2 separate regions of the Homo sapiens genome follow, and region 1 is linked to region 2. Evidence: chromatin loops called from intact Hi-C (ENCODE). Cell type or tissue: PC-3. All regions are shown on one strand.

The links. Hi-C counts contacts between places; a loop is a spot of excess contacts. Peaks named below come from ENCODE experiments on the same cell type or tissue, not always from the same donor. Only the 100,000 strongest peaks of a DNase experiment are listed, where the experiment ranks them.
Region 1: a loop joins it to region 2, with 1.9 times the contacts of the local background. A loop is called at or near these places in 2 of 110 quality-filtered maps.

What each region holds. Positions count from the first base shown.
Region 1 is chr10:36,273,117-36,281,116 of GRCh38, forward strand. No RefSeq gene overlaps it. Among named protein-coding and RNA genes, the nearest start is that of LINC02630, 380 kb to the left of the region's middle. In PC-3, no CTCF peak of the experiment used is centred here; no DNase peak of the experiment used is centred here.
Region 2 is chr10:36,461,016-36,469,015 of GRCh38, forward strand. No RefSeq gene overlaps it. Among named protein-coding and RNA genes, the nearest start is that of LINC02630, 570 kb to the left of the region's middle. In PC-3, a CTCF peak has its summit at 4,659; DNase peaks (open chromatin) are centred at 1,366 and 4,736; H3K27ac peaks cover 2,457 bases.

The DNA of each region.
Region 1 (8,000 bases), 190 kb before region 2:
ATTTTCCCTAAAGTGATTTAACCAGCCTGGGCAATAGAGTGAGACCCCATGTCTATATATAAGTAAATCAACAAATAACTAATAAATAAAGTTATTTACATACCTATAAAGAGAACAGTAGATTTTGAAACTTTAACAATAGAATCAGATTTTGAGGTTTTCCCATGTTAATATTGAGTCACCAAAACATGAAGTAGAAAATTCGATGAAATTGATAGATTCTGCAGATAATCTTGGCAGCAGTCAGGCTACCTATAGGTTTGCTTATATTCTAGATTAGAAAAACAGAGAGCAAATGTGTGCTCTGCTCACCAATTGATAGATGAGTTTGATTCTGGAGGCCCTGGATCAAGCAACACTTGACTTCACATGCGATTCTGGTATAGCCAACCCTGCTGACACAGCAAACAGAAAGAAAAGAGGGAAATTCAGGCTTCCCTCAGGCCACAAAAAAAATGTTCCAGCAGAAATTAGAAAATGCAGTCTGACATTAGGATATGTGAAGAATACAGCCAGCCTCAGGTCACAGAAAGGAAATCCTATTTCACCAGGAATCCAAGTATGTTAGAACAGGCAACTTACTCTTTTTCATTATAAAACAAGAAGAACTAAAACAAAAGCAACAATGAAGAGTTTCCCACAGGAGAGTTGATGTGTGCTGCATTTTCCTTTTCAGCTTCGTCACTCTTTGGTTTTTCGTTTCCCCTCCCAAGGCTACCTTTACAAAGGTTTTAAGGTCTGTTCCAGGGACGTACACTACAGCATGTGCCATTATTCAGAATGCTCACCAAAGTATAGTTTACTTTGAGTACATCATTCCTGGGGGTTCCTTCTCCTAGTAAATAATTTCCTGGTGAAAATAAGTGAAAAATATCGACATTGACTTTGCATCCACAGTACTTCTGCCAGGCAATTCTCTAACATTTTTATATTTGTATGTATAATCCAACCTACATAAAAACTTATACAGTTGAGGAGCCTATGTCAGAGAAGTTGAAGCAACAGAGAGAGTGGCAAAGCAGGACTCACATGCTGCTTGCCTTCTTCCCACCCGCACTCTGCAGTGGAGCTCAGTGACTGCCAGCCTCAGCTGTCAGTGCCCTGTGAGCACGGGGGAGGAATCAGGGGAAGAATTCAGGAATGGATTATTGTATGGACAAACTATGAAATGCAAGGGCTTAAAAATGAAGAGGTTAAAAACTAAGAAGTATTGCCCAGCCTTAAGGAGTTTATAATGGATGTGGAACACATGAGAAATATCCACACATAACTATAAAGTGAAACAGAATATGACAAGGTGTCTAAGACCAAAGATCTATGAATACTCAACAAAGTGAAAAATTACACCTACAAAGGCTATGTATGGAAGATGAATGAATTCGAGCTGGGGATTTATAAGTGGGAGAGTTCGGTGAGGCAGCACAAAGTGAATGTTTCTCGAAGGTAGAAACCAAAACACACAGGCTCCTAATAAATCATGCATCAGACTTCTTTCAAGATAAAAAATAATAATTTTTGAAAAAAGCATTAAAATACTCATACATATTGTACAGGGTGGGGCCAAGATGGCTGACTAGAAGCAACAACATTCGGAGGCTCCCATCCAAAAAAACCATAATAAGCATGTGAATCCTTCACCGGCAACCAAGGTATCCAGGTTCTCTCATCAAAACTGACTAGAAGGTTGGCATGACCCACAGAGAGAGGGAAGAACAGTGCTGTGTGGCGGCCCACCTGAGAGCCACAAGGGGAAGAGGGACCCCCACCCCACAGCCAAGGGAGGCAGCGAGTGAGCACACTACCCAGTGGGGGAAACTGTGCTTTCTCCGTGGAACTGGGCAACCCAAAGATCAGGAGATCCCACTCGTGAACCCATGCCACCAGGGTCTAACATCCCAATCCCAGCCCCAAAACTTCTTGAACTGATAAGAAACTTCAGCAAAGTCTCAGGATACAAAATCAATGAGCAAAAATCACAAGCATTTTTTAAACCAACAATAGGCAAGCAGAGAGCAACATCATGAATGAACTCCCATCCACAGTTGCTACAAAGAGAATAAAACAGCTAGGAATACAGAGAACAAGGGATGTGAAGAACCTCTTCAAGGAGAACTACAAACCACTGCTGAGGGAAATAAGAGAGGACACAAACAAGTGGAAAAACATTCCATCCTCATGGATAGGAAGAATCAATATCATGAAAATGGCCATACTGCCCAAAGTAACTTATAGATTCAATGCTATTCCCATCAAACTACCATTGACGTTCTTCACAGAATTAGAAAAAAAACTATGTTAAATTTCACATGGAATCAAAGAAGACCACGTATAGCCAAGACAATCCTAAGGAAAAGAACAAAGCTGGAGGCATCACGCTACCTGACTTCAAACTATACTACAAGGCTACAATAACAAAAGCAGCATGGTACTGGTACCGAAACAGACATACAGACCAATGGAACAAAACAGAGGCCTCAGAAATAACACCACACATCTACAACCATCTAATCTTTGACAAACCTGACAAAAACAAGCAATGGGAAAAGGATCTCCTATTAAGTAAATGGTGCTGGGTAAACTGGCTAGCCATATGCAGAAAACTGAAACTGGACCCCTTCCTTATACCTTATACAAGAATTAACTCAAGATGGATTAAAGACTTACATGTAAAACCCAAAACCGTAAAAACCCTAGAAGAAAACCTAGGCAATACCATTCAGGACGTAGGCATGGGCAAAGACTTCATGACAAAAACACCAAAACCAACTGCAACAGAAGCCAAAATTGACAAATGGATCTAATTAAACTAAAGAGTTTCTGCACAGCAAAAGAAACTATCATCAGAGTGAACACGCAACCTGCAGAATGGGAAAAAATTTTTGCAATCTATCCATCTGATAAAGGTCTAATATTCAGAATTTACAAGGAACATAAACATATTTACAAGGAAAAAACCACCTCATCAAAAAGCGGGCAAAGGATATGAACAGACACTTCTCAAAAGAAGACATTTACATGGCCAACAAACATGAAAAGAAAGCTCAACATCACTGATCTTAAAAGAAATGCAAATAAGAACTACAATGAGATACCATCTCATGACAGTCAGAATGAGGGTTATTAAAAAGTCAGGAAACAACAGATGCTGGCAGGGCTGTGGAGAAACAGGAATGCTTATACACTGTTAGTGGGGATGTAAATTAGTTCAACCATTGTGGAAGACAGTCTGGCGATCCCTCAAGGATCTAGAATCAGAAATACCATTTGACCCAGCAATCTCATTACTGGGTGTATATCAAAAGGAATATAAATAATTCTACATAAATACACATGCATGTTTACTGCAGCACTATTTACAATAGCAAAAACATAGAACCAACCCAAATGCCCATCAATGATAGACTAGATAAAGAAAATGTGGTACATATACACCATGGAATACTACGCAGCCATAAAAAAGGAATGAGATCGTGTCCTTTGCAGGGACATGGATGAAGATGGAAGCCATCATCCTCAGCCGACTAACACAGGAAAAGAAAACCAAACACCGCATGTTGTCACTCATAAGTGGGAGTTGAACATTGAGAATACATGGACACAGAGAGGGGAACAATACATACCAGGACCTGTTGGGGGGTGGAGGGTAGGGGGAGGGAACTTAGAGGATGGGTCAATAGGTGCAGCAAACCACCATGACACACATATACCTATGTAACAAACCTGCACGGTCTGCACATGTATCCCATTTTGTTTTGTTTTGTTTTGTTTTTAGGAGAAATGAATAAAATAAAATACTCATTGCATATTTGTGAATCATATTTGACAATATGCAAGACACATTTACGGAGTATAATGTGGTAGAAGAAATAAGAGGTTAAAAATAACTCTAATAAAAATCATTAGAAAGGAACACATATTCTGTGGTTTTCTGTGGAGGAAGTGGTCATTTCATTTTCAGAATTATTAACAAAAATAGTATGATGCTAGCAAACATGTGTAGGCCTTTAATTCTGTACCATAATGTGCTAAGGTATTTCCTCATGCAGTATTATCTCATGTAACATTTAGGATAAGTTTCTGAGGTAAGTGTTATGCCCATTTTACAGAGGAGGAAACAGAGGCTGAGGAGAAGTGAAGTAAGTTGTCTGAGGTCACACAGGTAGGCAGTGACAGAGGCACGGTTTGAATGTCATTGGTCACATGTCAAGCTCCAATGTAGGGAAGGATTTGAGTTGGACTCTGAAAGATGGATGCGGTTTCGGCATGTAGAGATGGTCTGGGGAGATTGGTTTGCATTTGCGAAGATCATGTGAATACAGTTCTAAAGTTGAGAGAAAATAATTTAGCTTGTTTAAACACAAAATCACTTTGAGGAGTTGTAGTGTCCTTAAGAGGGTTGGTTGGGATAAAGACAACAAACATCAAAATGAAGGCACCAAGAAAGAGAGAAGGAGAAGAGGAGAGTAGAGAAAGAAAAGGAGGAAGAAAGGAAAGAAAGAAGTAAGGAAAGGAGGAAGGCAGGGAGGAAGGGAGAGGGAGAAAAAAAGAAAGAGAGAAAGAAAATGAAAGAAAGAAAGAAAAGAAAAGAAAAAGAAAGAAAGAAGAAAGAGAGAGAGAATGGGAGAAAGGGGGAGATGGAAAAAAAAAACCCTGTATGCAGTTAAGGAATTTGGACATGCAGGAAGCAAAATCCATAAATTGAATTTGGTTGCAGGGGACAGTGCTATGTCTCACCTGCCTTTGTTTCTTCCTACGATATTTAATTAAACGCTTTGAAAAATGTTTGAATGAACATAATAATAATCAATAAGAATTGCATTTTAGGAAGGTTAACTTAAAAGGGTTGTATACAAGGATTTCATTTTCAGGGAGACAATTTTTAGACTCCTACATACTCTGTATACTACTTTTACTTTCTTAAATTTTTTTCTGGGCAAGATTTCCATTTCATGTCAGCAGAGCAAAAATTTATTCAATAAATGGCTTCTTGTCAGAGAAGGTGGGTTTAAACTATTTTTCCTCTAGGTTTCGATCATTATTCCAGTTCTTATAAGTTGTAATTCTTAAATCAGCCTATAAGACTGTGTTATGCACTCATAAGTTTTTTTTATACAAAAAAATAACTGCAGCCCTATCATTCTCCATCCTGTGCTATCAGCATGCAACATTGAGTGTTTTCTGACACTTCTGGTTCCCAGTTCTCTAAATGAGATTTAAATGAGCCTGAATCGTTGTAATTCTGCCTTAGTTCAATGACATCTGGGAAATTCCAGAGTTTTCACATTTTTTCTGCGTTTCCAGCAAGTCACTTGGCTGAATTGTTCCTGAGTTGTGTTTATACTTAACTTGCTCTGCTGCCTTCCTGGCTAGAATTGGGGTATCCAGTTTTTCTGAGTTCGGTGTTGTTCTTAGGTGGTCTAAAGTGTTCTGGAACTTAGGCTTAAGCCTAGCAATGATTCTTGTGTCTCCCTTCTGGTCATTGCGGCTTAAAGATTCACAGTAGAATACCTTTATAAAGATGAATTATGCTTTTCAGGGTATTTTCTCCCATGACATGATATTCTGAATATTTAAATACCAACCAGTATTATGTTTGAGTTTACTGGAAGATTTGACTATATAATTTGTTCACCTAATCATATTATTGTTATTATGGTTGATGTTTGTCTCCTTCCAAAAATGTATTTGAAATTGTTAAAATTAAATATCAAAAAATAAAAATAAGACAATTAGTAATAAAATAGAGAAATCGATAGAGATAGTTTAAAGGAAGCGGAGAGGAATGATACTACTATACATTTAAGATGGTAAGATTCATATAATTCATCACCGAATCTGGCTTTCTGTTTTCTGGCTGCTAAGTTAAAGGGAAAACATGTCATGTTGCATGGATTCTACTTCCTGACAGATAAATGAATGTACCTTTGTCTGCAGAAAATTTTTTCTTAATTTAACACAAACAGAAATTTTTTGTGCAGACTTATCAAGATCTTTGAGTAACATAATAGATATTTCCTACTAAAATTTAATAAAATTTTCAAATAATCCTCTTTTTATGGACAGGACAAACAGCTTGTATTACATATTTGTTTTTCACATTTTCATCTGGATAATAAAAATACCTCAGAGGAACAAAATGGTGGGGGGAGTCCCTTTAGGCCTGACCTGCCCTTTTGATTACCTGAACAAACGGAATTATACCCAAATCTACAAAGGATGCAGAGGCTGGCCACCAAAGATTTGAATTTCCAACTCCTACAGTGTGAGCTCAGTTATAAAATCATAGAAGAGGAGCTTAAGATGAACAAAATCAATCCCTTCATTCACAAAAGAAGAAACTAAAGCAGGGGAAAATGTAGCCTCGGTTTGACTAGATTGTTGAGCATACCGATGTAGAATGTGGACAGCCTTGCTCCTGTCCATCACAAAAGAGGATTGCATATTTGTTTTAGGAAGCCCTCACTATGCTTCCCATCTTAATGCTCCCATTCTTTCTCTGCCAACCATCGAGAAGAGATCAGGAGTAGAATTCAGACACTGGAGCAAAGCTTCATATAATCAAAAAAGTCCAAAGTGTGCAATTTTGTTTGAAGTTAATATAACACACAACTTATACTCTTCTCATACTGAAAGTTCATAATGAACTTTTGGGAATAGTCCTAATTTAACGTAATATCTTTTTTATAAAGATGATTTATATAGTATGGAACTAAAGGCGATTTACTTTTTCACAGGGTTACAATATTTATCCCGCAAATCAGAAAAAAACTTATTTATCAAACCATGTATTTCATTCAAATTTAGAGGCTGTCATCATGACACATATTAAGTATTAGGTATAGCAATCTTTTCTTCCAATTACTAAGGAGATATTTTTACCAACTTACAGATTCTCCTATGCTTCACCAGATTCAATTTGTCCAAAAAATTATCTAGAAATTTCAGAGAGAGGTTTAAATGATTTTCTGCTTATCTTCTCCCATTTTTATTCTCCTCATTCCCATCTCCCCCGCTACTCTGGTGAAAATTTCCTACATATCCTGGTTTTTGAAGGGGTCTGTGAAAACGTCTCATCATTTCCTTACTTCAGCTATTAAGCCACTGGAAATTAGCAAGATCTGACATTACGCTTCATCACCATTTTTAAGTGCATTCTGTCTGCCTGGAGTATAGCAGTTCTTATGCTCCACAAAACAGCATGTGAGGGCTACTTGTTTAGTTAATAATGTGACACTGAGCAGCTGTTCAAAGAGAGCCCCTACACCAAAATAGAGAAAGCTCTGTCCACTTGCTGGCATTTCTTTCTTCCTTTCTTTTTCTCTGCTGTGCTCCCTGGCTTCCTGATGCACAGATGCTGCTGTTGGTCATTTCAGCCACTTTCCAGAGGGATTATTAAGATCCCCTTGAGCCAAGTTTGCAGGAAACAAATGGGTTTTATAAATGTATATTAATCTGTTCAGCTTCAGATAATGAAAACATACTACTCTGGTATGAATCATATGTGGCATGTGAAGCCCTAGTCCCACCCCAAGGAATGTAACCAAAGACGCTGAGGTGTTGGAATGTGGCCTCAGAGTCAGGGTGCTTCATGGGAGGTATTCACAATGCAAAATAACAGATCCATATTAGGGGCATTTTGATTTTGGAATGAGGAGTAAAGCTCTGGCCTCTGTCTGTCCTGGAGGTCAAGAGAGGACACCTAGAATCAGGCCTGAATGAATGGACCTGGTCTTCCTAAGGACACCATTTTAAGTAAATATCTCAGCAGGTGGTTGCTGCATCTCAAGAAGACTATGGGGCATGTGTACCTTTGCCCTCAGTCCTGGTCCTCCTTTGCTCACGGGCTTGCTGGGCCCGCCATGCCCATTAGGACAGGGTGGGCGTTGGTTCCTGTGTGCAAACCCAAGGCAGTTCCTGGGTGCTCCGAGCCACAGCTCTGACTCAGAGAGTCAAGTCAGCCTTGGGACTACATCTACAGTTCATTTACTGACCCCCCAGGA
Region 2 (8,000 bases):
ATAGCTTCAGCTACATTCTCTGTATCCTGTTACTCCAGAATTATGGCCTCAATCCTTTTCTCTCCTACCTAGACAAACACTAATTTTGAAGATCAGGTTTTATGTATGTAACTATCCCTTTTATAATCATGATAAACACTTTGTCTACATTTTTATTCTTGAAATTTTAATTTCTCTCCCATATTTCCAGCTCATATAACACCATTAAATATTTGCTAAACATCTGCAGTAATTGCCGGAGTTACAGAAGAAATCGAAAACCTACATCTTGGCTTCTAGGAACTTATCTTTCTTTTCCTACAAAGTTATAAAGACCAGGAACATGATGTACTTACTTTAATAAGCAACTCTCTCATCAAAAACGACATGTACAGAAAACAAACTTGTCATCTCCCTATATTCATTAACATCTTCCTTCCCCATGAAGTCCAGTAAACTTTCTCGAGAATTTTCTGATGACTAATTCTTGTTGGAACTGTCATACGCAATCAATGTATGTGTTCTGCTGATAATTCTTATGAAGCATGCTCCGATTCAATGCTTTAATCTCAACATAAGCTGCTCTCCTCACATTCGGATTCTGGACAAAACTTCCTGATTACTCCCAACTTTCTCATCCTCCTCTTCCAAACCAGCCTGTTAACTGATGCTGTTAATTTTCTTAAAGACTTCTCAAATGCCAAGAGTACATCACTCACAAAAATGTTATGCTTTCTTATTTTGTTATCTTCTCATACCGAAATCTATTTCTTCAATATCATCTTACTTACTACCTTGGTTTTACTCCAATTCTATATTTTTAAGGCCTGGATCAAGATTTAACTTTTCCATGAAGCTTTATCAGGTGGATTGCAGACCACATGGTTTAATTTTGGTCCCAAAAGATAAATTATTAATATTGACCTATACAAAGCTGTCTTATACCTCAACCTCCATTGTAAACTCCTAGAGTCTACACTGTCTTTTCATTGCCCATAAAATAGGCATATTCTTCTGTTTCTAGTCTTTTTATCCTTCCTTATTAAATATTTGAAATTTTAAAATTGATAACAAATAATAAAAGACAACAAATAATCATTTTGTATAATTTACCAATTTACCATAAATTGTTACTCAAGTTGCCCTACTTCACTCTGATCTTGCATGCTACAAAAGTCATCCTATAAGATGCTTCAATTTATGCAGGCAGTAAGATGTTTGTAACACTAAGAAAACTCAGATTATATTGACAATCAGATTTATTTATGAAAATAAGTATTCATATTCACAACTTGTTATGGAGACAGAAAACACATCTGCTAAAATTGGCACTCCCATTTCAAATGACTCATGGACAGGGAGTGATAAACTATGATTTGCCAACAGGTTCATGTACCAGTTTGTGGCTTGGGTTGACATCACATGATCTTTCTTTTGCAATCTCTGGCACATGCTTCTCACATAGAATGCCAGCTATAGTTCAGTGGACATTTCTCAGAAAAGGACACAATGTCAGAGAGAAGCTTGCCACTTCTCAAAATGTGTTAGAATTGATGAATGTGTTAGAATTGATGAACACTAAGAATTGATGAACGGGTTACACTGGTTAAATTCTTCTTTAGCTTCTTTTCTTCTTTTTTGCTGTTAGTCAAGATGGGAGTCTTAATTTTTGTTTCAGCAAATGTACATCATTGTCACACAGAAAAACAAGCAACATCATAAATAGCAGTGTTAATAAATTAACTCATGATCATGCTTTTAAATCTAAATATAAAATAAAGAAAAATATTTTAAAAATAGGAAAATAAAAATATGAATATATTTATATTTAAAGAAAGAGTTACACTTATTATATTTTATGATCTATATATTCCTTACTGTAAAAATAAACTGTGAACATATTCAGTTTAGAAAATAAAGTCCTTATAGTTGAGCCTAAAAAGCTGTGTTTTCATTTCCAAATTGAGGCAATTTACAAGTAGGTGTCAAAGCAAACCATTTTCTTTTAATTATGTAGTAAATCATGTACCATGAAAACTTCCTAGGAGATTATTGAGAAAGGATGTTCTTGGCACAGAGACAGCCACATGAAAAATTGATTAGCATTGCAGAACAGAAACAAGCATGAGAAATGGAAAAGAAATATTGAAAGAGGACAGATAATTATGACAACTGGGTGTCTTGGCTAAGTGACTATTACAGTCAGTATTAGAAACTTGTCACCTATTGGTTGATTAATTTGTAGAGATCTCCAGGGAGACACTAGAATATATCAAGCTCTGGGACCCGGCTACCTGGTACATATGGTGGCTCTGCTATTTTCTTCCTATGTGGCCATGGGTAGCCTCCTTAATCTCTTTGTGCATCCATTCCCTCATCTGCAAAATGGGAATAATAATCATACCTTCTATGTAGGCTTGTGATGAGAATTAAGTGAGTCCATGTAAAACACTATAAAAAGTTCCTGGAATACAGTAAACATCCAAATGTTTGCTCTTATGAATATTACTGGTTGTAAAGGCCAGGGACCAGTACCTGTCTGTGGTTTGTTAGGAACCGGGCCACACAGTAGGAGGTGAGCAGCAAGCCATGGAGCAATGCTTCATCTGTTATTTATAGCTGCTCCCTGTCACTTGCATTACTTCCTGAGCTCTGCCTCCTGTCAAATCAGCAGCAGCATTAGATTCTCATAGGAGCACCAATCTTATTGTGAACTGTGCATGCGAGGGATCTAGGTTGCATGCTCCTTATGAGAATCTAATGCCAGATGATCTGTTACTATCTCCCATCACCCCCAGATGGGACCATCTAATTACTGGAAAACAAGCTCAGGGCTCCCATTGATTCTACTTTATGATGAGTTTTATAATTACTTAATTACATATTACAGTGTAATAATAATAGAAATAAAGTGCATAATAAATGTAATGTGCTTGAATCATCCTGACCCCGCCCTCCACTCCTGGATGGAGAAACTGTCTTCCACAAAATCAGTACCTGATGCCAAAAAGGTTGGGGACTGATGTTGTAGCGCATTGAGTAGAATATTAGAGAAATTTTACCATAGCTTAATCATTCAATTTTGATCTTTACAAACCAATGCATCCATGGGAGAAATTCATCATCAGATTTTGAAATAGACACTTATTTTGTTATAGCCAAATCCCTTAAACATAATACTGGGTAAAGGATGTAATCAAAACAAGCAGTTCACGTGGATTGAGAAAGTCTTTTGTCATCATCTCCTTGGCTACTGGTTTTGTCCTATTTAATATTTATTTCAACACCACGTTTAAAATATGAAGATGTTAAGAGTCAATTTTTAATATCAGCAATCTTATTGGATCCTTTCTTAATGGTAATACATTGACACTGCTTGGTTTAGTGCCCTCTTTGTTTACAATTGCAGTTGATCTCCTCAGATTCCTTAAGGCAATCCTGAATAGCAAGACTGCCTCACAGAAAAATGTGTGTAGTTGGTAAAGTTGAGAATAGGCAGCTTGCCACCTCTTATTTTCAGTCATACATACAAATGCAAAAGTCATATTTCAACATGCTCTTCCTGCTCTATGCCCTCACTATTGGGGCTTCATTTTGCTCTGTTTATAGAAATGGTTTTATATTCTTCGTTTAGTAAATTACATCAAGTTCTAGAAATTTAGGATTGTCAAGTGTTTATTACTTCAAGCTGTCTCTGTACTGCAAAATCCACTGTATGTTGATAGCTAATGATTTGCAAAGCATCGTGATTGTTCATAGTTACATGCACCCACTGCAAAATCCCAAAATTAGCAACAACATGTTGTTTAAATGTGTCTTTGGAAGAAGAAAACATGGAACATTGGAAGTCACTGTGTATATACACATGGCTGGTGAGAAGATGAAAGTGCACACTGGAAATCCCTGAAAGCTTTGCTAAGTTATAGCTGGCAGACTTGGCAACATTTTGCATTTTTAGGAATTAGATTTTGATACTTTTTTGTGTGAAAGCAGTAGGATCTGAATTGCTCCTGTATCATCCGTGAAGGGAGCTCTCTGTTATCTCAGCTGAATTTTCGGCAACCACAGTTTTGAAAGAACTAATGTTCTGAACAGTTCTTAAGAGATCCATGAAATTATTCTTCCATTTTCCCTCTTGTCTGTAATCTTAGAGAAAGATATATGTAAATTAATGTGAAATGCATCAAGGATAACAAGTTGAAATTGAGTCATACTTTCACCTGCCTGTGACATTTCAGGAGGTAATCACAATTCATCATGGTCACGTAAGGGGTTATCAAAATATGCAAGTTTAAATGGGGCAGAGGATTGAATGTGGGCAAGGTGTATTATGCAACTCAACAAATAAGCAATTTCAACAATTCTGAAAACTAGCTGAAGTATGAAATAACTTTGAGATTAAAAATGAACAAATTCTGACTAGTGTAAAACAGAAAAACAACCAAAGGCAAATAGCTTACTTTGAAACAATCCCAGGTGGGTTTAGTATAATTTTGCCTGGCAGAAGGAACAGTGTCAGTGATTCCCAAGGTCTCTTTGAACCTCCCTGTTTGATCACTCTGATTTTCTTCTTTCAAGGGCATCACATGTATTTTGAATGCCATGTCTGTGTGATGCACCTTCCATGTATGCATTCACTTCTTTTCTTTCTCTGGATGCAGCTCAGTTACACAGGGAGCAATGCCCTCTGGAGCTGGCATGCTGCTTGCTGTTTCTTCAAGTCCATAGTTAATGAGGATGTTTGGAAAAGTACTGAGGTTGGTAAAGTCACAGCCAAGGGAAGGGGACCAGAGTAAGCGTGTTTGTTTTTGAACTAAGCAGCATTATGTTTCTGTAATAGTCCTAACTCACAGATTAGTGCCATAATGCAGTAACATTTATTTTTAAATTTTATGGATGCATTTATATCCTTTTTCCTGATACTCATTCCTCAGGCAAATTTTAAAAAACTGATTAAAACATTACTCATACATTCTTTCTTGATGTTTGTGCACATTTTTTAAATCAAATTTTGAAAAATTGAACATTGCCATTTAAGTAAAATTGACATAAATATTATACATAAAAGTTGTCAGAGAGCAGTTTCTCTAATTAATTTTTGTTAACTTTTCTAAATGTATTTATCCAAGAAAGTTGAGAAAAGTAAAAATTATTGTCCTTCTTTAAAGAATTTGTCGGTGTTTTACCTAGCAATCACGTGACTTTTGAAACATTAAAACAAACAATAACTTGATATAATTAGTAAAAGGTAAAAACTTAGATTAGATACTTCTATTGCCTACATGTATAAAATGGACACAATACTTCCACTCCTGCCAGTCTATCTCCTGGCAATGTTTACTAAATGAAATAATGAACTTACAAATTACTTTGAGATGTAGTAAGACCATTCAGATATAAGATAACATGTATATTATTTTTTTCTAAAATTTACCTTTTTGTAAACTGTATCTCCTGAAGAAATGCACAGGAAAGTGAAAACACCATGGATTTTGAATTCAGCTCCATTATTCAGTGGCCTGGAAAATGATTTTGAAGTCATTTTATGTTTCTGATCTTTGTTTCCCCAGATGTAAAAGTTGAATGATAATTGCTTATGAAATTTTCTGTGACCACTATCAGACAGTATCAGTAACAGAATCAATATATATCAATTTTCATCATTCTTCCATTTCAATAAGGTCTAAGAAAGGTAGGTTACTATATTTAGTGTATTGATATTTTAGAAACATATAGTGATAGTTTCTGAAGCAATAATATTCATTGGAGAAATAAAGCTGATAATTTGTCTCACTCATCTTTGTTTGGTGCATAATAAACACTGTAAATAGTCAGTGATCCAAAGAGCAAATGCTTAAAGTGGCCAAGATATATGTATTTTTAAAAACTTTCTGGTGCAAAAAGTGCATATACAAAATATAATATTGTACCATAAAACAGACCCAAAACAAATTGATTACAAATATAATTAATTGTACGTTTTCTTTTCACTTTGAATTTATAAGGCCTTCGGGGAAGACCTGAATTTGTCAAAGAAATTTGTCAAAGAAAATTAACCTGAAGTATATTTCTTTTTGATGAGTTTTTAAATCATTCTTTTCAATGTAAGGGAAAGATGGCGGAATAAAAATGAATCTAAGACTCTACCTCCCTCCAAATCCAGTAGAATAAACCACTGCCATGACCACAAACAAAACCCATATCAAACAAACAAATAAGTGAACTTAAGGGCCAAGTGGGAAGGTTGGGAAAAATCAAGGATCAACTGGGAATAAGAAATCCTGCATGCCACCTGGGGATCTCTGCATCAGCAGGAAAACCTTCCAGGGCTTGCCATATGCTAGGCATATCAGATAGATTCAGGGCAATAAATTGCTTTACGTATTTTAAGGAGAAGATTTAATACAAGGAATATAACATTTTTGCAAGGGCTAGAATGGTAGGAGTCAGGTCTAATAATGGCTCTCTCTTGTGTAGAAACCACTGCTATAGCTTCAATCTAAGAACCTGGAAGGCACTACCACCGCTATCTCCTCTTCTACAACCAGCTCAATACCTCCTGACCGCACTTGTGACCAGAAAGTGGATCCACAAGGCTGCCTCCACAGCTCTTGTCCACACTCGTGTCCCTGGGACCTTGCTTGCCTGCAGAAACCTCAGCAGGATATGGGATTTCAGTTCAGAGATGAATTGCAGGTAGAGCATGAATGCATCTAATTTGCATCCATGACCCTGTCCACAAAGGAGTCTGGGAAATAGGCTTTTAGTTTTCCAGCCTCTACCATACCATAAGGCACACAAGAGGAGGCAGGAATGGATGTTGATGGCCCAGTGAACATATTCAGAGCTCCAAGGTAGGGTGGTAATTGGAAAATAAGCTGCAAATGACTGCAGTGTGATACTCCCTTGGTTCCATGGAGTGTCACTTGATGCAGGGCATTTGAAGAAATTTCCATAGAGAAAAAAAGAGTCAGCCTTCCTAGCAAGTTCTGCCTTCAGCCCCCCCAAACTCTTCATCCTGTGCACTTACACAAACCAGGTTATAAGAAATAGAGTTCAGGCCAGGAGCAGTGGCTCACGCCTGTAATCCTAGCACTTTGGGAGGCCGAGGCAGGCGGATCACGAAGTCAGGAGATCGAGACCATCCTGGCTAACACGGTGAAATCCCATCTCTACTAAAAATACAAAAAATTAGCTGGGCGTGGTGGCAGGCGCCTGTAGTCCCAGCTACTCGGGAGGCTGAGGCAGGAGAATGGCGAGAACCTGGGAGGCAGAGCTTGCAGTGAGCGGAGATCGCGCCACTGCACTCCAGCCAGGGTGACAGAGCTAGACTCTGTCTCAAAAAAAAAAAAAAAAGAAAAGAAATATAGTTCAATCCTATACACCAAGGCTACAGAAAATTCGGGGGAAAAGAGTCAGTAAGCAAATAGAAGATGAAAAACATACGCCTGAAATATTTATAACTAAATCATGTATTCACAAATGAAAATAGCTTCTTTTGCTGAAATGGTAACAGGGCAAATGCAATTTTAGTGGACTCAAGGAATTTAACTGCTGCCTAAGTATCTGGCATAGTACACAGGAGTGACTTTGGAATAAAGATTATATTTAATCTCCACTTTTAATCATCTTAATTCAAGAAATTGAAGAACATAAAACCCAGGGGTTTTTTTTCCTATTTAAAAGAATGCGCTTAAATAGCATTAGTTGACAGGTAACTACTTCAGTAAATAAAATATCCTTTTAATATAATGCCAGACTCTTCACGCCCCACCCCCAAGTCTCCATTATCCTGTAGAGTAGCTCACTATCCTCACCTGCTTTGGGCAAAAATGACTCATAGTTCAGGTGCTAAGGAAGCTGTTCATTCTATTGCATATATGTATATGGAATTACTAATTAAGCCAAGTCTTTGTGCATGAATTTGGAAATTTAATTAGTAGAGTTGATTTTTAAATTATTTCTTCGAATCACCTAGTCCATAATAATATTTGTCCCTGTGGGCTACAATTTGAAGAATT